4 separate regions of the Mus musculus genome follow, and all the other regions are linked to region 1. Evidence: chromatin loops called from intact Hi-C (ENCODE). Cell type or tissue: left cerebral cortex. All regions are shown on one strand. Region 1 holds the start of Mid1ip1 (Mid1 interacting protein 1 (gastrulation specific G12-like (zebrafish))). Region 2 overlaps Bcor (BCL6 interacting corepressor). Region 3 holds the start of Gm39494 (a long non-coding RNA gene). Region 4 has its middle 7.1 kb from the start of Gm39494.

What was found. A loop is a pair of places that touch in the nucleus more often than their neighbours do. Peaks named below come from ENCODE experiments on the same cell type or tissue, not always from the same donor. Only the 100,000 strongest peaks of a DNase experiment are listed, where the experiment ranks them.
Region 2: a loop joins it to region 1, with 3.0 times the contacts of the local background. A loop is called at or near these places in 2 of 42 quality-filtered maps.
Region 3: it touches region 1 in a loop (7-fold over the local background); 7 of 42 quality-filtered maps call a loop at or near these places.
Region 4: a loop joins it to region 1, with 2.8 times the contacts of the local background. A loop is called at or near these places in 11 of 42 quality-filtered maps.

What each region holds. Positions count from the first base shown.
Region 1 is chrX:10,717,149-10,722,148 of GRCm38, forward strand. Mid1ip1 (Mid1 interacting protein 1 (gastrulation specific G12-like (zebrafish))) reads left to right here and starts at 217. Exons shown (of 2, transcript NM_026524.4): 1 at 217-556; 2 at 839-2,554. The coding sequence starts at 1,082. The coding sequence ends at 1,630. In left cerebral cortex, a CTCF peak has its summit at 2,057; DNase peaks (open chromatin) are centred at 252, 1,090, 1,501, 2,051 and 1 more place; H3K4me3 peaks cover 3,021 bases; H3K27ac peaks cover 2,362 bases.
Region 2 is chrX:12,066,598-12,071,597 of GRCm38, forward strand. All of the region lies in intron 1 of Bcor (BCL6 interacting corepressor), which reads right to left. Among named protein-coding and RNA genes, the nearest start is that of Bcor, 11 kb to the right of the region's middle. In left cerebral cortex, no CTCF peak of the experiment used is centred here; DNase peaks (open chromatin) are centred at 1,533, 2,893, 4,363 and 4,583.
Region 3 is chrX:10,989,228-10,994,227 of GRCm38, forward strand. It overlaps Gm39494 (a long non-coding RNA gene), which reads right to left and starts at 2,730. Exons shown (of 3, transcript XR_878055.1): 1 at 2,616-2,730; 2 at 1,366-1,481; 3 at 1-27. In left cerebral cortex, no CTCF peak of the experiment used is centred here; DNase peaks (open chromatin) are centred at 2,634, 2,762 and 3,347; H3K4me3 peaks cover 974 bases; H3K27ac peaks cover 1,275 bases.
Region 4 is chrX:10,982,353-10,987,352 of GRCm38, forward strand. No RefSeq gene overlaps it. Among named protein-coding and RNA genes, the nearest start is that of Gm39494, 7.1 kb to the right of the region's middle. In left cerebral cortex, no CTCF peak of the experiment used is centred here; a DNase peak (open chromatin) is centred at 2,699.

The DNA of each region.
Region 1 (5,000 bases):
GCTCTTTTGCAACCCGGACACACAAGCATTCCGGTCATCCCACCCGGAGAGTGCGCGCCAAGCCCGCCCAGCCCGCGCGCGCCAGTCCGCCCTCTGGTTTGGACGGCGGCTCCTTGGGCTCAGTGCCTCGCCCTCCCTCCCCCAAACAGCTTGTTCTGGGTTTGGTGCTGGGGTGCGGCCGCTCCATCCTCCCAGCCCTACCCTGCCTTGCCCTGCTGGGCCGCCCTGCCTTAGCCCGGGTATCAGGCGAGAGGCGGAGCCACCCGGCGTGCCCCGCCCCCGCGGTAGAAAGGGTTGGGCGAGTGTTACTCGCGGTCAGGGCTGGGACCTTTTATCTGTGCTGCTGGAGGAGGTAGGAGGAGGAGACATCAGGGGTGGTCCTGGGCGCCTGGGACACCTTTCCCGGACTATAAATTGAGCACCTGGAATGGGCAGGGGGCCGGAGCAACCACAGTCGCCCTTACTCACAGTCCGATCAGTGACCGCAGCAGCGCCCTTGGGCAGCCACCGTCCGCAACGCAAGCACTGAGAACCAGGGGATTTCGCAGTGCAAGAGGTGGGTGTCCCCGCCCTTTGGCAGCCCGGGCTAATATGGTTGCTTTCGCTTAGGTTTTAGAAGGGAGAAACCAGAGAGTCCGGGATGGGGGAGATTTTTTTCTCCTTTTTTTTCAAAGGTCTTCTGCTAGTATTGGAGGAGGTGATACCGGCTGGTCCCAAGGAACCACCCTTGTGCCTTCTCTGGCCAGCCTTGGTCAGGGTGGGAGCATCGCGCGGACCGGATGCCGGGCATCCTAACCGGGTGGGTAATTTGTTCTTTTCGTCTCTGTCTCCCAAGCAGAAAAAGGCTAGACCCAGCCACCCACCGTCAATCCTGAGCCAAAGATAAGAGCAGCCGGGCCTCACGAAGGGCTGAGCTGAGAAAGAAGCAAGTTAGAGAGGGCGGAGAAGGATCTGGGAATCCCGTCACACCGGCTTCAAGCAGGCTCCCGGCATCAGCCTCTGAGAGCGCTTGAAGGCGGCATCGCCAGCGGTCTATCTCCGTGTACCAGCGTCCCTGTGTTTCCGCGCCCGCTCGGCCACCATGATGCAAATCTGCGACACATATAACCAGAAGCACTCGCTCTTTAACGCCATGAATCGCTTCATTGGCGCGGTGAACAACATGGACCAGACGGTGATGGTGCCCAGTCTGCTGCGCGACGTACCCCTGTCCGAGCCGGAGATAGACGAGGTCAGCGTGGAGGTAGGCGGCAGTGGCGGCTGCCTGGAGGAGCGCACGACCCCGGCCCCAAGCCCGGGCAGCGCCAATGAAAGCTTTTTCGCGCCCTCCCGGGACATGTACAGCCACTACGTGCTGCTCAAGTCCATCCGCAATGATATCGAGTGGGGAGTCCTGCACCAGCCTTCGTCTCCGCCGGCCGGGAGCGAGGAGAGCACCTGGAAGCCCAAGGACATCCTGGTGGGCCTGAGTCACTTGGAGAGCGCGGATGCGGGCGAGGAAGATCTGGAGCAGCAGTTCCACTACCACCTGCGCGGGCTGCACACCGTGCTCTCCAAACTCACCCGAAAAGCCAACATCCTCACCAATAGATACAAGCAGGAGATCGGCTTCAGTAATTGGGGCCACTGAGGCGGGGGCTGTCCCCGCTGCCCAGCACCCTCTCTCGGGTCGGCTCTACCACCCCTCTCTTTCCTCCAAGCTATTTTCTTCCTGGTTGTGGGGCGCGAAGGGCACACTGTAAAGTTGGGCTGTGTACTTGGTGGGGTTAGTGTGGAGAAGAGGGCCTCATCGCGAGAGCAGAGGAAAGTAGTCGCCAGAGAGGGGGGTTCAAAGACCCCCGGAGGGGGCCTACTCTGTGTTGGTGGGAATGGAACTGGGCCGATGTCCTTCATTCAGCCTGTGCCTTTCTTGGGGTTTCTTTTCTGTTTTTCTTTCCGGAAGAGAAGGGCCTGAGAAAGGGCCATGCCAGGGCACAGTGCTGGGTTGCCACACATGGGAGGGCAGCTTCTAGCCGGGTGCTTGGGGGAGGCGGGGCTCAGCCTCCTGCTGCCCTGCCTTGAGCTGCCAGAGGAGGCCTTGGCGTTGCTAGGATTGCGTCAGTTTTCCTGTTTGCACTATTTCTTTTTGTAACAGTGACCCTGTCTTAAGTCTTTCAGATCTCTTTGCTTTGAAACTTCGTCGATTCCATTGTGATAAGCGCACAAACAGCACTGTTGGTAACCGGTACTACTTTATTAATGATTTTCTGTTACACTGTACAGTAGTCCTGTGGCACCCTATCCCTTTCACGCCACCCCTCCCCCGCCCGTGTGTGTAAACTGGCGATGTGCCAGCTAGGATGAAGCTTGCCACTCGGCTAGCGAAAATAATTAACATTATTATGAGAAAGTGGATTTATCTAAAGTGGAACCAGCTGACATTATATCTGTATCGTATGGAGAATGATGAAGGGCTCCACTGTTGTTATATGTCTTGTTTATTTAAAACTTTTTTTAATCCAGATGTAGACTATATTCTAAAAAATAAAAACGCAGATGTGTTAACAAAACTGGACAAGTGTGTGTTGCTCTTTAATCCACCAATGAGTGGCCAAATCATTAAAAAGACGTGTCCTTTATTTCCCTGACATTAAGTGTTATTTTTCTCTGATATTTCCAGGTGGTGGCTAGTCATCTCTACAACTATTTCCTTTTGACAAGTAGCTACTAGGGAAGCTTTCTAACAGTTCATTTTCAAGATGGGATCAAATATCCCAAGAAGAAGTTAATAAATATTGCAAGGATCTGTGAAACTACATAGAGTGTCTTTCAGCCAATTTGGCTAGCTTATAGCAATATTTAGTTAGTGGAAGTGTTTTGAAGCCAAGACTCTAAATTTCCCTTGACTATGGAGAAGTGAAAAATTAACAACATCAAAAGAAAAAAAAATCCCATCTAATAGCAATGCACTCATCTTGCAGGTCTTTATATAAAAATATTATATGGAAATCATGGTCGATATTTTAAAAGGTTATAGCATAAATATAAGCAGTGCCCTTCATCAGGAGTCCCCAAGCATTGTCTAGATTTTCAGTGACCCATTCAGCATTTGTGGATAGCAGATCTGATCAAGGCTGCCCTAAGTCTCTTAGGAATGCTTTTTAAGATAGCATTCCTGGGAGAAGTCAGAACAGGTGAAACAACAGTCTGCATTTTCTTTATTTCATTGGGTTGGGGGATGCATGCCAGGTCAACCTCAGTTTTCACCAGAAGTCATGGGGCCATTCTTTAAACTCATAGGACCTGATTTTAAAATCCACACGACTTTGCAGCTTTTAAAAAATATCAATTGTGTGTGCACGCGTGTGCATACACATTACAGGCCAGGCCAGGCCAGTTCAAGTCCATTATCAGCACTTCGCAGCAGAAAAAAAAAATCGGGGAGGGGGGAGGGGGAGGTCTCCAGACTGGGATGCCTGCCTGTTGCCAGTGAAAGTTAATCGTTAATAAATGCAGATAAGCTAGCCAGCACCAAATGTCAGCTATACCCACATTTGTTTTCTCTTCCCTTTGAAATATCAAAGTGCAAATAAAAATTTTAAAGGCAACTCCAGAAGCAATGAGGGTAGAAAGAAACAAAGGCTGTGGCACTAGAAAATTGCCTGTTCCTCCGGATTGTAGCTAAATGTAATTGTCCTGGTACCACACTTGAAGTCCGGCATAGGACTTAAGATGCTTCCTGGGTTTGCAGTGGGGACAGGGATGCTGGTTACTTAGAAGATTCTTTAGGCCCCAGAGAAAATCGCTTTTAGGTTTCTCTCTTACTCTAAATGGATTTTGTGCCTCCATTTCCTTTCCTGCTCTGTATTCTTTATGAAAATAATGAGGCTTTGGCCAGATGTCTACTGCTGGAAGGAAACTATTATTTTAAGTAACATACAAAACTGATTCATCCATTTCCCCAAAGTCCTGAGGGAGAGCCTGATTAAAATCAAGAGAGAAAGTGATGGTAAGAGCTTTATGGGACACTAACTGAACCGTATATTCAGAAAAGGCTGGCAGAAGAATAAACTGGCAAAAGTACTAATTTCATTTTTTTTATTTTTAAATATTTTTATATAAGCATGTGTATATAAGCATATGCATATATGCTAATGAGTCTCAACTAATATTACTATGATTTGCTGTTAAAGAACATTTGATAACAATTTTCTACACAAGATCTCACACTGTGATCTTTTGAGAACCTGGTTTTGCCCACCAGTTTGCAGCTTTGCTCCTGTGGAGAGTTTCATGTTTTGCATTTGTCTCTTCCTTAGCAAGCTGCCTGATGTATTCCTATCCCTGGTATCAGAGAAAAAATTGAAAGTTTGGCTGATTTGCATATGCTTCCTTGTTTTACTTTTTGTTTTGAACAGAAATCATTCTTTTTTTTTTTAATTTTGCAATCACTGTTTAATATGAATTAGGGTTAGACTGTACTCTGGGAGAAAGGCCCCTTGGTCTTGCAAACTTTATATGCCCCAGTACAGGGGAATGCCAGGGCCAAGAAGTGGGAGTGGGTGGGTAAGGGAGCAGGGTGGGGGGAGGGTATAGGGGACTTTCAGGATAGCATTTGTAATGTAAATGAAGAAAATACCTAATAAAAATTGGAAAAAAAGAATAAGATAGCATTTAAATAAATACAAATGAAGCCAAAATCAATCAACATTTCAGAAGAGCTGGCAAAGTAGGGGTCAAAAATCATTCTTAACTAGTGTTTTCTGTCCTCTTTCTCTACCTTTCACGGCTCCATCTCTCCCTGTCTTAGTTTAATATCCCCAACATTTTCTTTTTCGTTTTTTGTTTTGTTTTTTTTTCAAGACAGGGTTTCTCTGTGTAGTCCTGGCTGTCCTGGGACTCACTCTGTAGACCAAGATGGCCTTGAACTCAGAAATCCGCCTGCCTTTGCCTTCCAAGTGCTGGGATTAAAGGTGTGCGCCCCCACTGCCCGGCCTCCCTAGCATTTTCTTAAATGTTTA
Region 2 (5,000 bases), 1.3 Mb after region 1:
GATGTGAGGAGTCTGCAACAAAGGGATTGTCTTTCCCAGCACTCGCTCCCTGCTCAGAGCTCACTAGCCCCTTCTGCCCCTCCTTACAGCTCCCTGCCAAGGTCCCAGCAGGGAGAGGTAGCAGACCTGGCCAGAAACCCCCTCAGGCCTTCCAGAAACTGCCAGTTCTCCCCTTGGGCAGCCACCCTCCCCAAAGACCCTAGTTAACCCCTGGAACCCTGCGTTCTCACGGGAACTTCCAGAGTTCCGCTGCGGGAGCCTTCACTACTCCTTTGGTCTTCATCATCAAATTTCAAACAAAAATAAACTTTTGAGTGGGTTCAGGCGGAATTTGAGCCCTCAAGGGACATGCTCCCGAGCTTACCGGTAGAGTTAGGACTGCAAACCCTACCTTCACTTTGAGCTTCCTTCGGTCAGACTGTACCTCTGGACTCTCCCCTAAGCTGAGAGCTGAGTGTGGTGGTATACTGTAAAATAGGACAGGCACGGAGCCCTGGGTAGGGCAGACCCCAAGAGTCTACTAAAAGTGGGTTGCTGGGCATCCATCCTCTACCCGAGGCAGAATCCCAGCTATGGGGATCAGATTTACCACCGCTCCCAACCCAAGGACAGGGATGGCTATTTCCCCCTCCCTTCTACAGGAATGGCCAGAGACTCCCTTCCCTGCCTTTTGTTCTTTCCGATTACCTCAGGCTGCGCCAGATAAACTAGTCAGTGAACTATATCTGCATCCAAAGCGCACTGGGGTGAATTTGGAAGCAAGAGGTCCTTGAAAAGGAGGTGGACCCAGCACCAGCACCCAGAACTTAGGAAGAAAGCCAGCACTCCTTTTCACATCCCATCCCCCTCCACCACCACCCCGCCCCGCCCCGCCCCGCCCCCACCTAACACTTGATCCAGCCTAACAGAGTTCTGTCCCCCACTGGGGAATCCACACAACCTAGAGAGGAATCCTAAATAAATGGCCCATGTCAATCAAGGCCGTAGTAGTACTCGGCTAAGTAGTGGAGTACTTAGTTTCCACTAAGGCTTTGTATAAACTAAACACATTTGCTACAGAAAGTAACAAGTTATACAAAAGGCTATCCTTAGGAAACACAAAGAAACTTTTTAAGGAAGTAAGGCGCAACATGCAAGGGTCCTGAAATCTGCATGCACGCTTCTTGTAGACTGTGCAGAGCCTGGACGTCCTGGGAAGGCTGGGGGGCTGGGATGGGCAGGAGAGCCAGATTCATGGTCTTTACAAGGAACAATAAGAATTCCAGGTCTGCTACTCAGCCTTGGAACTCAAAGCACCCCAAAACAAAGCCATATAGATGGGGACCCACGAATTTTTGTGGCTGTTCAGAGCTTAATTACTCTTTCTTGATCCATGGGACTAGACACGACACCGCCAAGGTTAAAATGCCCCAACAGCGCCAAGCAGATGTGAGCGAGCTGGCAGACGCGCAAATGAGGCCTGCCTGAGAGCACGATACCAAGTGACTAATACATTGCATATCGTTGAAAGAAAATTATTTTTCTCTAATTTGCATTTGCTTGGGGGGAAAAAAAGCCAACAGAGTCCCTCCTTACAAGCATGAGTCTAATCCTGGAAATACAGCCCGGCTGCTTTAAGGGAGCTGGAAGGAAGGAAAGACTGCCAGTGTTTTGGCGTTACAGGCTTGTTTATCTTTCCGCCTTTCCTCCAAGGCGAAACTCGTTTTGCAAGCAACATTCCTACAGAAAATGGCACACGTCATAAAAAGAGACCAATTTATAGAACTGGCACCGAAGTTCATGTATCACTCCAGAAGCATCTCCCAGCTCCCCGAGGGGAATATGTAGAAAGAAGTCCTACCTGGGGGGTGGGGAGTTTCTAGACTCAGACAGCCTGTCGGCTGGCCACACAAGGGCCAAAGTAACCCAGAAGGAGGCTGTAGAATTAAGTCAGCCTGAAAAGGTTTTCCATAGCCCGGGAACAGCCTTTCTATATCCTGGGAAGGCTCCTTTCGACCTCGGGACTCCTGAGGAGTTGGGGTGACCCTTTCCTCCCAGCTTGCCCCAGGCCACCCAAGAGACTGACCCAAGTTCTAGACTATATCTATGCATCCTATGCGATGCATCACCAGGATTGGACAGAGTGCTGGTCCTCACCATCACCTTTCTCCTGCTCTCCTATCACAGCACCCTAGTGCCCAGCGGGTGGTGCCTCTTCTACCAGGCCTTTGGAGGCTGTAGCTGAAGGCCGGTGTGCTCTGCCAGGGGGAGCTTATGAGACCGTGTGGCTCCAAGTCAACCTGCACCCCTTTCCCGGAAAATGCAAACGCCTTTGGATCCTGAACCCACACACTTGCATTTCCACCCTGAAGAACAGTGGCCAGAACACAGCCGCGCCTCTCTCTAACTTATCTGAATAGAGCCATTGCAAAGGAAGAACAGCCTTCAGAGCCTGCGGGATCCCCAGAAGGCCTTCACTTAATTCTTCCCGACAAGCTTTATTTGGGGCTGCTGGTTGTTTTCCCGAATCTTGCAAACTCTGCCGCAAGCAGCTGAGGACCCAGGTTCATGGATCTTGGCCAAACCCCTCTAGACAGTGACACTCCGGGCCCCACCCCCACCTTCCCCAGGCCTTCTCCTGACACCTCGGTCTAACAAGATCCCTCAACCACAACATATAAACCCTCCCACACCCCTACCCCACCCTTTGGGCAGTCCTTAAGGTGCATGCTGGGGATGTGACTGGTGACGGGATGTGACCCAGCTTTCTCTCATCCGAAAGCGCCAGCCACAAAGTGGTGGCCACCTCTGCAGCTCCTCCACGGGGCCTGCCTGCATAGTGCGCGCTTTGTGTGAGTGCTGAGGAGGCGCAGCGCGGCTCGCGCGCCAACAGCTGTCACATTATTTGCACTCGCTGTAAACAGCCTTCACATTCCCCCCTTACCACATAGTTAAAGCCAGACTAACAATCCACAGTTAGAGATCAAACCAACAACAGCAGCATTGTGTCTGCCTTCGCCTTCGCACCAAGACCAGCAGCTGGCAGCTTTCTCCGGAACAAGGGACCCTGGCTCCCCCCCACACCCCACCCCTCCGGGCTCTATCCAAGGCCAGCCAAGGAAGCGTGCGTTTCTCGGTGCAGTTTGTTAAGCCCAAGAGCACCGCCATTTCGCAGTGATTTCGCTGTGGTTTATCAGCCCTCTCCCAGAGTTTGTGCCTCTGGTAGAGTCTGGAGGCGCTGGATGGGAAGAGATGGCTGCTCACGCTACTTGGCCACTGGACAAAGTGGGTAGGCTGGGGCTGTGATAGAGAGGCCTGCAGCCCCCCGAGGTTGTCACAGAGGCTGGACATGTCTGCAGTTCTGTGCAGGGCCACAGAGGTCCGCCTCTGGTCTTTCAGAAATTGCCCAACTCATTGAATACTTACTGGTCGCCCCACTGATCAAAATGTCTCCTTTATGCTTTTTGGTTAAGTTGAACATTTCCATAATCGTCATTATTAGCGCAAATTACACGCCTAATCGGTCCTTAAATAGATTTTAATTAAATAATCATACAAGGCTCATTTTATGACTTAAGAAAGGCATTACTTTTCGTTAGAAACTTTCCACCAGGATATAGAATAACGACAGACAAATACTCATTCTTTGAAGATCACTAATAACCAAGGGGCAGAGTAGCCAGGAGTAGACCCTGATTTACCTTCCACGTAGACTATGGGAGCAGACACATTCTAGAAGCCCAAAAACACTCCTAGGATAGGAAGGGAGCTCTCTCCTCAGTACTACTTTTGGCTCCTTGCTGGCCAGTAGAGATAGACTGCCTGTCCATCGGGAGATCTCTAGTGGGTTTGTAGACCACTTTCCCCCACCCCCACCCATCTTCCACCCAGGCACTGTGGAAAGCGGGCAGTCTGGGCTTGTTAAATGCTGTGTAAAATGCTGTTAATAAAATAATAAATACAAAGGAAGGAGACTGCTGGGTCCATGGATGTTTTGACTGGAAATGCCTTGGCACTTGTCATGTGTTTATGGGAGGGCAGACAACTCCAAGGATTTACATAGTTTGAACACTTTTGTACTTCATTTATCCTTTCCTAAAAATGACGTAGGTCTCAAGCTATTTCAAGTTTGCATTTGTACAGAACTGTGAAATGCCTAGGAGTTTCTCCAATTAAATCAAGTTTGTTTTTTTTTTTTTTTAAATCAGACTCAAAGCTGGAACACACTCTTGCCCGTCCGTCCGTCTCCACCCTCAGCCTCTCGGAGACTGGAGAAAACAAACAGACCCTCCAAAACAACCCTGGGTCCTCGAGCTCCGCACCTCTGCCCCCTCATGAGGGGGCCCCCTTCAAAGGTTACAGAGCCTTCAGATTCCAGGCAGCTGGGCTCCACGCTGCAGCCACCACCAGTCAGGAGCACCCTGCCCATATACTACCTCTAACTAGTGAGCTAAATCAGGGGGTGGGGTGGAGGTGTGGGGGGGGGTGCTGGCCTGGTAAAATCCACTGCTCCACTGTTCACAAACCAACGTCAGCAAAGGCCGCAAGGCTTTCTTCAGAGGGACCAGAGATTCATGCCTACTGAAGCTCTTTCAGCACAAAGGCTTTTAGGGAAAGAAGGGGGGGAGCTCCTGTTTCAGAGCAGGCATCCCCTGAGAGTCAAGAACCAAGTGTAGCTTCAATCAAAAGCTGACTTCCCCTCTGGGAGTCGAAGAGGGAACCTGATCACAGTAGCTTACTACCGGCCTGGATCCATACAGGTCTGGTTTTCTTCTCGTGCTAGTAATTTCTTTTAAATACATATCGATATAAAAGAAGCAGTCTCTGGCTGACTTTATTGAAAACCACAGTGAGCCTTCATAACATCCGGACCTAATCCCTATCACGCCACAGCACCTCTGGCTGCTGTAGCAGCCATTCCTGCACCTCTTCCAGCTAGGTCCTCTCCAGCAGCCCTGTCCCCTCCTCTGAAATAATGACTGGAAAACGTGCCAAATGGCACCTAGATACCAGTTCTGGAA
Region 3 (5,000 bases), 270 kb after region 1:
TCATGGATACATCAGCAGTCCAGTTCGCTAGAGTTGGGACAGAAAACACGAATCAGCAGCTGTGGCAGGACCTAACAGAGACAGCCAGGTCTCTGCCTGAGCTCAAGTGAACAGGAGGGATCAGCAGGAATACCAGGAGAAGGTCTCAGTTATGCCTCTCTCAGAGAAGAGAAGATCAGCTAAGACCTACAAGCTCTGCACAGCTAGCTGTAACAGAAAGCCAAGTTCTGTCTGTCACTTCGTGGAGTCCTATTTATACCTTCCGAACATCATGTGTCCTCCACGGGCCTTGCCTTAGCCCAGCTTTTGCCTTAGCACATACATCCAACTAATCATCCCCAGTTTGCAGCCCTGACAAATGCAGCTCAACTATGCAATGCAAGGCAGACCAATACTTGCGTGTTGTTAGCAAACAGTCTTTCATAATGTGTCCTTTCATGTGTGCTTGCCTTAGCAGAGCATCCTCTCTCCTGTGCCTGCTTCAGCAAAATGTTCCTTCATGAGTCTGCCTTAGTCTTTCACACCCATGTCCACTTTAAGGAGATGTTCCTTCACGTGTTTCCCTAGCAAAACACCATCCAACCGACTTTCCAAAGAAGCCTTACGTGTCCACATCAACGGAATACCCAGATAGGGGAAGGAAAGGACCCTAAAAGGAAAACAGGCAATGCTAAGGCAGAATCAAGTCTGTCACAGGTTTTCTCTAGACAGTTCAAGCCATGTAAGGGCCACCTAGAGGAACACCACACACTAGGCACAGTCATGGTGAAGGAGAGTTGCTAGTTTTCACCATAAACAAGTCTCTGCACTTAGCAGAGTGTCTGGTTCATGGAGACAGGGAACGGATACATCAAAACTCGAGCTAGGAGTGATGTGGCCCTCAGAGGACAGTAGCTTCACAAGGGAGGCTGCTGCAGTTGAGCCCAGGGCAGTTCTCCCTCTGGGTGAGAGGGTGCACCTTTGTTCCACGCTCTGTCTAAGAGCAACACAGAATGAGCCATCTGAGTAGATGACCCCTGGAGGCTGGTGAACAGAAGTCACTGTTGCCTACCATGATGAAAATGAACACACATTTGTGCAAAATAGCAATCTTCATTCAGGGCAAGGATACGGTAGGGAAATGGGTGCTGGCTCTAAATCTATCTTTGTCTGTGGATGCTAAAACCGTCCTCCTTCTTGCTCCTTCAGCTAATTGGTCACCTATCCCTAATGTGATATTTGTTATATTAATCTGTTACTGAAATTGTTTCTGGGCACTCTTCAGACCAAGACCAGAATCACTAGATTTTGCTCACTTCATGGGGCCTCTTTTGATGACACAGAGCCTCTAGACTAGGCGACCATCAGACTTTGCTGCATGCTTACCTCAGATACATTTTGTTTTAATGTTTGCCAGGAGGTGATAGCGAGGAATTCCTGTCAGAGGCTCTTTCTGATGGCAGTATCCCTGGCCACCGTCTTTTTTCAGGTACCACAAACTCCTGTTAGGAGATAATGATACCACTAAACTAGGTAACAACAAGCCATGATGCAATATTACTGGAGCAAACTGTCTAATACAAGGGCCTCCACCCAATATCCAGGAAGGAGGAAGCCATGCCAGAAGAGTGACGGTAGATGCCCCTGGGCCAGGACTAGACCTTTAAGGGTTTGTGTTCAGGGATTCTGTCTGGGTATTTCTGTTTTTGTAAATTTCACAAACCAAAGTGAACTCTTAAGAATGGAACTCAAAGTCAGGGCTCCCCCCCCCTTCTCTATAGCACAGGCAGTGGAAGGGGGAGGCAGGTACATACCTGAACCCACAAGTCTGCCCTTTGATTTTTCAGGAGGTATTTGAATAAGTGGAATGGATTCCAGAAGGAAGCTGCTCTCAGACATGCCCCACCCTCTGAATTCCCCTGATTTGTAATTCCTTCGCCCAAAGGTACAGCCAAAAGAGGTGTCTTAGGCTGAGTTTACTGTAGAGCAAAATTTGCGTCAGAGATTTGCATGCAAGAAATTTGTTGGTATCACCCTCAAGAGCCACATCTATAAAGGAGGGAAGGCAGGCGGCAGGATGGGGCAGAGAGAACTTAAAATGTAATGCTGTGGCAGGGGCCTCAGCTGACACCTCAGGGAACTCTAGCACTGACGTGTCTGCGGAATCCCCCCAAACAAAGGATGTGGGCTTTAGTAATTCGTCCCATCCAGATGGAGGAGGTATGACCTTGGACAAAAGGTCCTTTCAGGTGAAAGCAGATCCCAGAGAGGGACTGAGTAGGGGACAGAGAGAGTATGTAAAAAGGCCCCTGGAACAGCACAGCATCAGCCACAAGAAGCCAGAAATGCAAACACCTGCGAGAGCAGCTGTCTGGTTCCTTCAGATAACAAGGACTGAAGGCTCGCTTTCAGATCCTTCTGGATAACGTTTGGCTATGGGTCATGGAAGGGGATCTGAGCTTGACAGGAACAGAACCAAGGTCTCAGATGAGAAAAGAGCCAAGGGAGAGGAATGTGGCCTCAGACTCCACTCAGTAGGCATAAGCTTGCCTGGGACTAATTGTGCAAAGAGCTCCTTCACTCCCCCACCCGCCACCCGCTGGCCTTGAAGTGTCCAGATGTCCTATAAAGCAAACCTTGCTTTCTGTGCGACTGTAGGCAGAAATCGGCAGCTCTTTCTGTTTTCTTCCCCTTTGGCAAATGAAAACTGGGCCGGCCACATTCAAGGGCTCATTCAAACACAGCTTCTATAAATCCATTCAGGGTTGCCTTTCTCTTTAAAAGCAAATCAGGAGGTGGGGTGCTTTGGGGAATGGCTGAGTGGTAAGACAATGCTTCCAGAGTGTGAGGACCCAAATTGTAAAAGGCTGGACATGGGTGTAGTTGGCTTTTGCCCCGGTATTGGGAGGCGGAGACAGGCACGTTTCAAGAACTGTCTAACCAGCAAGCCTATATGAGAAAAGGCGCTTCCAGTTCTGTCTCAAGAAACAATAGATGAAGAAGACACGTGACGTCTTGCTCTGGTCTCTGAATGCTTGCTCCCTGCTGGGCATACCCACTCTCTCACATACATACACCACATACACACAACCCCGCAACACACACGCACACTCAAAGTGGCTCCATATTTTCTAAGCGGATTTTTATCAAATCCTTCTCTGTAGGCAGCTCCTGTCCCTCGTGAAGTCCTGTCAGCACTGTGAGCCAGTGCCGGAAAAAGCCTACCAGACATGCGCCTGGAGACATTTGCATTTGAGTGAAAGGGCTGATGGTCTTGGTCTCACAGTGAGGCTTTTCTGGGGTGGAAAGTGAAGTGGCAGCGGGAAGCAGACCGCGACCTAATTAGTAGTTTGCTCTCTGAGGCTGGCCTCCTTTTTGCGAAAGCCAAGCCGACACTTGTACGTCCCTAAAGCAGCTCTTGCCTCTTCCCAGCCTGGCCAGGTGGGCTTAGAGCAGTGCCAGCCCAGCTGTTACCCCAGGCCAGATGCCCTCCTGGGAAGAAAGCGCCTCTCCCCTGCTTCCCACCCCCAGCTCTCCAAGTGGGCTTGGGAAAATAAGCAGTCCGCTCAGCATGAAATCCCCAGGGAAGGAGGAAAAAGAGATGGCAAAAAGCTTTCCGTATCTCTTGGGGGTTGGGCAGACTTGCTGCCTTGAGCAGAGCACAGAAAATGTGCGATGGGGGTGGAAGACACAGAGGGTCTCCCGTTGTGGCTAGTGGATGTAGCCCCCAACATCTCACACCTGTTGTTGTCTGCTGTGACCACATGTGCCAGTGACCCCCAGGAGCTCTAGATAAACAGGCAAGGAGTGTAATTAATCCATTGTTTAGCATTATTGGAGCTTACTGCTGTGCCGTTTCTTTCTGGCAGCTCTCCCAGGCAAGTAAGGGAGGTTCAGCGGCCTCCCTGATGGTTGTGCTGGACGCAGCAGCTCAGAGAGCAAGGAGCAGGAGGGAAGATTGAGACATCAGGACCAGGGAGGGCAGCCTCTTATTAAGGGAGCCAGACCGGTTGCTAGGGGTGAGGGAAAGACAACATCTAGCTCTCCTCCCCACTAGGAAGCAATGTCTATCTGTCTGACTCCTGCTGAGAAAGCCAGCTTCATGCGCCCTCTCCCTTCTTGGTCCTTAGAGACTGGCTGGGCTGTGAGCATAGCGTGGAGGATGTTTGCCCAGAGGCCTGATCTCGATCTGGTCTTTGTATTAGACAGGCCTGCTTCCTGCCACCTGGTTTCTCCCCTGGACTGTGTGAGTGGCTTTCTTCTCCCACCTCCCATTAGTGACCCAGTCTAAGCAAGGCTTTTAGCATCCTTCCTGTGAGCAAGGATCGATAGTGTCACAGCTCTGTTCAGAAGAATGGCTAATACAATTTCTCACTGAGTCTTCCCAAAAACTCTACGGCTAGATGTTCTCTTTACAGATCATAGTCGGAGTAAAAGGAGGCACAGAGACACCAAGGAATACAATCAAGGTAGCATAGCTTAAAAGTGATGAGGATGCTCTCTCAACAGAGTCTGGCTTCAGAGCCTGTGTGTGCTATGCAATGGTTTCCTGAAGTTGCGATGCTCAGCTCAATCACTGAGCACATTTGGAGCAAGATTTCCTGGTCTCTCCAGGAGGGCATTTCCATTTCTGCTATACAGGCTGAGATTACCTAGCAGAGAGCTGCAGCAGTCTGAATATGGTTTGTCGTTTCCAAAATGTGTGTTGAAATTTGTTTTCCAGCAGAACCATTTTGAAAACTGATGAGAACCTTAAGTAGTGTTTGAGTCATGGTACCTCCGTTCTCATGGACAGACACATGGCACTCTCACCGGACGAGGGCAGTCTCCTCAAGAACAGGTTATTATTGAAGCGATTTTCTGGCTTCTCCTTGGTCTTACTTTCTTTCTTACCACACGACCACTTGTGTTTTTCTCATTGTGAAATCAAACAGGCCAAACCCCTTATGAGATGCAGGCGCTATTCTCTTGCTTTTCCCAGCCTCCAAAAATGTGGCCGAAATAAGTCCCAATTCATCAAT
Region 4 (5,000 bases), 270 kb after region 1:
GGGCAATACTAAACTTTTACATCCTGTTAGCACATGGGATGTACAAGTTGCTTGGAAAGGTGTGAAGAATTTGTGTTCCCCTGTCAGAAGCAATTCAACCCAGCATTATCTGAAAAAGGGCTTTGATTTCTTTTCTGTGTTATTGAAATATTCTTGAATCAGATAGGAGCAGGGAAGGTCTAGTTACACAAGAACTAGACATTAAGTTCAAAGTGAAAGATGATTGATCTAGAAAGATGGCAGCCAAGGGTATGTAGTAGCTGTCTTACCCTGGGTCACATTTTAACAATTTCCTCCTGATACACTCAGGCTTGTTGATCAAATGGAAACATATATCCTTAGAGATTGAAACAAAAGAAAATACAAACAAACAACAACAAAACCCACCTAGCAAAACTTTAGTCTTAGTTAGGATTAGAACCCAAATCTTTCTGTGGCCAAAGCCTGTTCACTGTGTTGTGATTCTGTTCTGGCTGTTGGCCTGGGGGTTGGGAGGTAGGAGAGTTAGAAATTATGAGGTAAGTGCTGATTCCCATGTGGCCTTGAGCAAATAATTTGCTCTGCTAAATAAGCAGTTCTTTCTGCGAAATGGTATAAATCAATGTGATTTACACATGCTCTATTATTGCCATAAGGATAAAGTGAGCGAATAGATGGACAGGTGTTTTAGAAGCAGATAAGAGTAACTCAAATATAATTTATAGTCATTTATTGATGACGATGATGATGATCACCATCATCATCATGACGACGGTGATGATGATACCTGCATCACCAAAGACATCTCAAAGGATGCTCTTTAGCATGAGGATAGTCATGGACTGTACACAGAATTTGGTGTCTGAGAAGCTGGGGCTTGCCTAGTAGAAGGATGACTCCAGGTACCAGGGAACCTGGCAGTATATATTGAGAGGAAATGAAGGCATGTTTAAGTATTATGACTTTATCTGAGGGATCATCAGAGTCAGAAGCCATCAAGAGAGCAAAGGGGAGGGCAGGGAGGATCCAGATGGGATTGTGGAACTGAGCCACAGTGAGATCTTAGTATCTTAGCTGTTGGGTTTAGATCATATTTTTGAATTATGAGCAAGCAGCCTTATGCCAAAACCATCTGGGTCTGCTCTGGGACAGGCTTCCAGCTGCACAAGAATGGAGGTAGGGTCTTCAAATATTTATGGGCTTCAGACGCAGGGCCTCTGGAGCTCCAGGAGGTGAAAGCACATTCCAGATGCATAAAGGCTGACTATCAGTATGGGCTACACCACAGGAGGCTCTGGTTCAAACATCCCCAGTTGAGCCTGACTTGCTACAGATGCAGGCTAGAAGAGCCTGGAAGCCTCAGGATAAGGAGGTTTCAGAGCGAGCAGGCTTTGTGTGAAATAACCCAGAGAGATCCTGACTCCATGGGTGTGTTTAAGGTGGCTACAGTGCTCCCTTGTGGGAAGATGAGTGGGGCTGTCTGTTGGGCCTTTTTATGTGTTTAAATGTTGAACTCCTCAGGGTGAAAGAAATAGGTTATCGTTGTTGCCAAAGGTGTTGGTAGTCCTTTCACCATCTCATTCGTTGTTTTGTTATACAAGAAGCAGTTTGTTCCAAGTGGCTGGGATGGCAGCAATGCCTTTGGCCAGGAACCTTGGTCTGAAGACTTTAGGCAGAGTTTACAATGGACTGACTGTAAAATAAAGTATAAAAAGGCCACAGTCCACGAAAGGTAAGTAAGCAAAGAAGGGGTCCTTTTGTGTTTTCCAACCCACCTGGGGCTTCTCAGATGTGACTTGGCTCTACCTATGACTCTGATAAGGAAGGTGTCCCTTCTCTAGACACGTTATCTCCTCTCTTTTTACACCAGCCTTTTGAAGCTGGGAGAGCTGCACTGGCCCTGGAGAGGCCATGAGGGGACAGCTTGCAGGAGACAAGGCAGGGGGAGTAAGGCCTTTTGTGATTTTGTTTGAGCTGGACTGCTGGCAGGCAGAATGGACAAGACAGTTAAGTGACCTAGGATGATAGCCAGGTCACTGAGAATGACGTTTCTTCTCGCATCAGAAACAAATGTCTCCAGGTAGCCTTGATCAGCAAGGAAGGGGTATTTCGCTTGTGTTTAAATGTAGAAGATCAGCTTTTGTCCAAAAGCACGAGATATTTGAAGCTCTCAAATACCTTCTGTGCAAGACACGGCACAGACTCCAAATAAACAAGCAACATTCTGAAACTTCGACACAGACCGTTTCCTTGATCGTACTGATGATGATCGCTGAAGAATGACGGGGAGATGAGCTGCTTTTTCTCTTCCGGAATGCAGGCTATGTCTCCATTGTACCTGTATTGTACCTGTATGTGTATTCTACCTTGAAAGTTACATGAAAATGGTACAACAGCTATAACTTCAATGTGTCATTACCTTAGGCAATGTGTCATAACCTTAAACAGAGCTTATTCAATGGCAGTGGCATTGAGAAACTGTTGACAACATTCTACTGCTTAGGTCCTCAGTTGGTTTGCAGCTCTTTCTTCTAAGGAACTCTATTCCTAAAGTATATAATGTGGTACATCCTTATAGTAAATTTCTCTCCATGCAGAGTTGATTCCTGGTGTTTCTAGTTGAAGAAACCTTGTTGCGTGAAATATAAAAAAAAAAAAAAAAAAGCATCCCACGCTATGGCTGGCTAGGCACCAGCAGACAGGCTGACCTGTTCTCAGCCCAGCAGATTATGACTCAGCTCTGAAATTGCTCTATCCTCCTAGCTCACTAAGTTCCCATGGCTGGCTGTTGCCACATATGCCCCACGCTTCCAAATTCCCATGGCTGGCTGGGGTGTGCTCTTGCACACTACGCTCTGCTGCCATACCTTCCTCTGGAACCCAGTTGAATCGCAGTGTGAAGGAAAACACCGCAAAATCTTAGTTTAGAATCAACAGGTAACACAACCGCTGGGTGCAGAACCTAGCATCCTAAATTTGTAAGCTAATCTATGTTAAAAATTCTTGAGAAGTGGGTCCTGGTGGATCTGCCACTCAAACCTCTGCCTCTGGCTGACTATATTCTGTCTGCTTCCCTAGTTTGCTGCCCAAAAGGGCCATTCCTTTTCCTGCCTTCCCTCTTCCACTTTCTGACCCGGAAGTCCTGCCTACTTGCCCAGTGATGGCTCCCTTGTCATCTTTATTCATTAGGGGAAAGTTCTGCCACAAACCCTAACTGAGATTCTAATTTACGTTGCTTCCTTTCACTCATTTATGGTTTCTTCAGCCCCACCATCGGCCAGGCATAAATGCCATTTCTTAAAAACATTCAAAGACTAAAGAATCTAATAAGGAGAAAGAAACAAACTGAAGTGCAACATGGAAGAGTTAGGTGAGTTCTAATAAAGCAGAGGAGGTGTGAACTCAGAGAACGCTTCCCAAAGAGAAAATGCTTTAGTTTCATTTTGATGGATGAGTGAGGTCAGTCCAGGAGCAGAACAGTGAGTGAAGAGGCAGATGCAAGACACTTCTGAGATATCTCTATCATATAACCTTAGGCAATCTGGAAAGGCCTACTGGATTCTGTTCTGAGAAATGCATGAAGAGGATGGAAATTAGACACCAGACTGGGGATGTATACAGTAGTCCCTTTCTATGATATAAACCATAGTTTCATTTTTCACAGTTTCAGTTACCTGCCATAGTCTGAAATTATAAGGTAGAAAATTCTAGAAATAAGAAATCCATGTTTTCAATAGTCTGTTGTTTTAAATACATATAATGAGATCTTGCACAGTGCTATGTCACCTGGGGTTTAAGTTACCCTTTGTTCTGTGTATCCTCTTACCCATGTGTTCTGGTAAATCTTTACTACCAACTTGAGGGCATTCTAAAGCACTTAGAGATAACCTCTGAGCATGCCTGGGAGGGCATTTCTGGGAAGGTTTAACCAAAGAGACAGGGGGCATTATGAATGTGAGCTGGAATGACAAAAAACATCAAAGTGAATTGAGCATCATCATTCATCTCCTTCTACTTCCTGATTGTGGATGCAAGTGGACCAGTTGCCCCTCATCCAACTGCTGGGAGCACCACACCTTCTGTTCCACGATGGAGTTGTAAGCTTAAATATAGTTTAACTTTGTTTGGTTAAATTGTTTTTCCCAAGTATTTTGTCAAACAGTGAGGGGAAAATATTAACTAATATGTTATCCATTAGTCTCTAAATAGTTGTCTCAATCATTGATTAACAGCCTCAGTATCCTAGTGTTTATTTCCAAGTAAACTTTATTTAGTACATAGGATGGTATTTTTCTATTTTATTTTTAGTCATTAAAATCAATCTCTTCCTATACCAATTTATACACTAAACTCTATGTAAGGCATATATATTCCTTGTTGCATCCACTGAGGATCTTGGAATGGATCTTGGAATATATCTCCATGAATAAAATATTCTATATCGGTGATTAGCCAACTAGAGTTATAGATGGTTGTAATCTGCCACATGGGTTCCAGAAATTGAACCCAGGTCTTCAGGAGGGTCAACCAGTGCTCTTAAACACCAAGCCATCTCTCTAACCCCTCTGATCATATCATTTCTTTCATGGTTAAAAACCTTTTCATGATTTCTCTTGGCTTTCAGGAAAATAGTTCAAATTAACCTGTTAATCATATAAAGCTTTTAAATCTGACTCCTTATATCTTTTGTGTTAGCAGGAAGGGACACGTTTTGTTTGCTTGTTTCCTTATATTTTACTTTGAAAAATGTCAAGCTTGAAGAAAAGTTAAAAGAAGAGTAAAATGAATGTCTATACATTTCCTCTAGATGATTGGTTGCTACCCTTTTGCTAGATTCTCTCTCTCTCTCAATCTCTCTCTCTCTCTCTCTCATTTTCCATGTGGCCACACACACACACACACACTCCTGTACCATATGAAAGTTGTAGATATGACATCATTCTGATACATATATTGATGTATAGGCACTTTCCTACAGAACTGCAAAGAGCTCAGCTTTGTAGAATAGTGCCAGCATACTT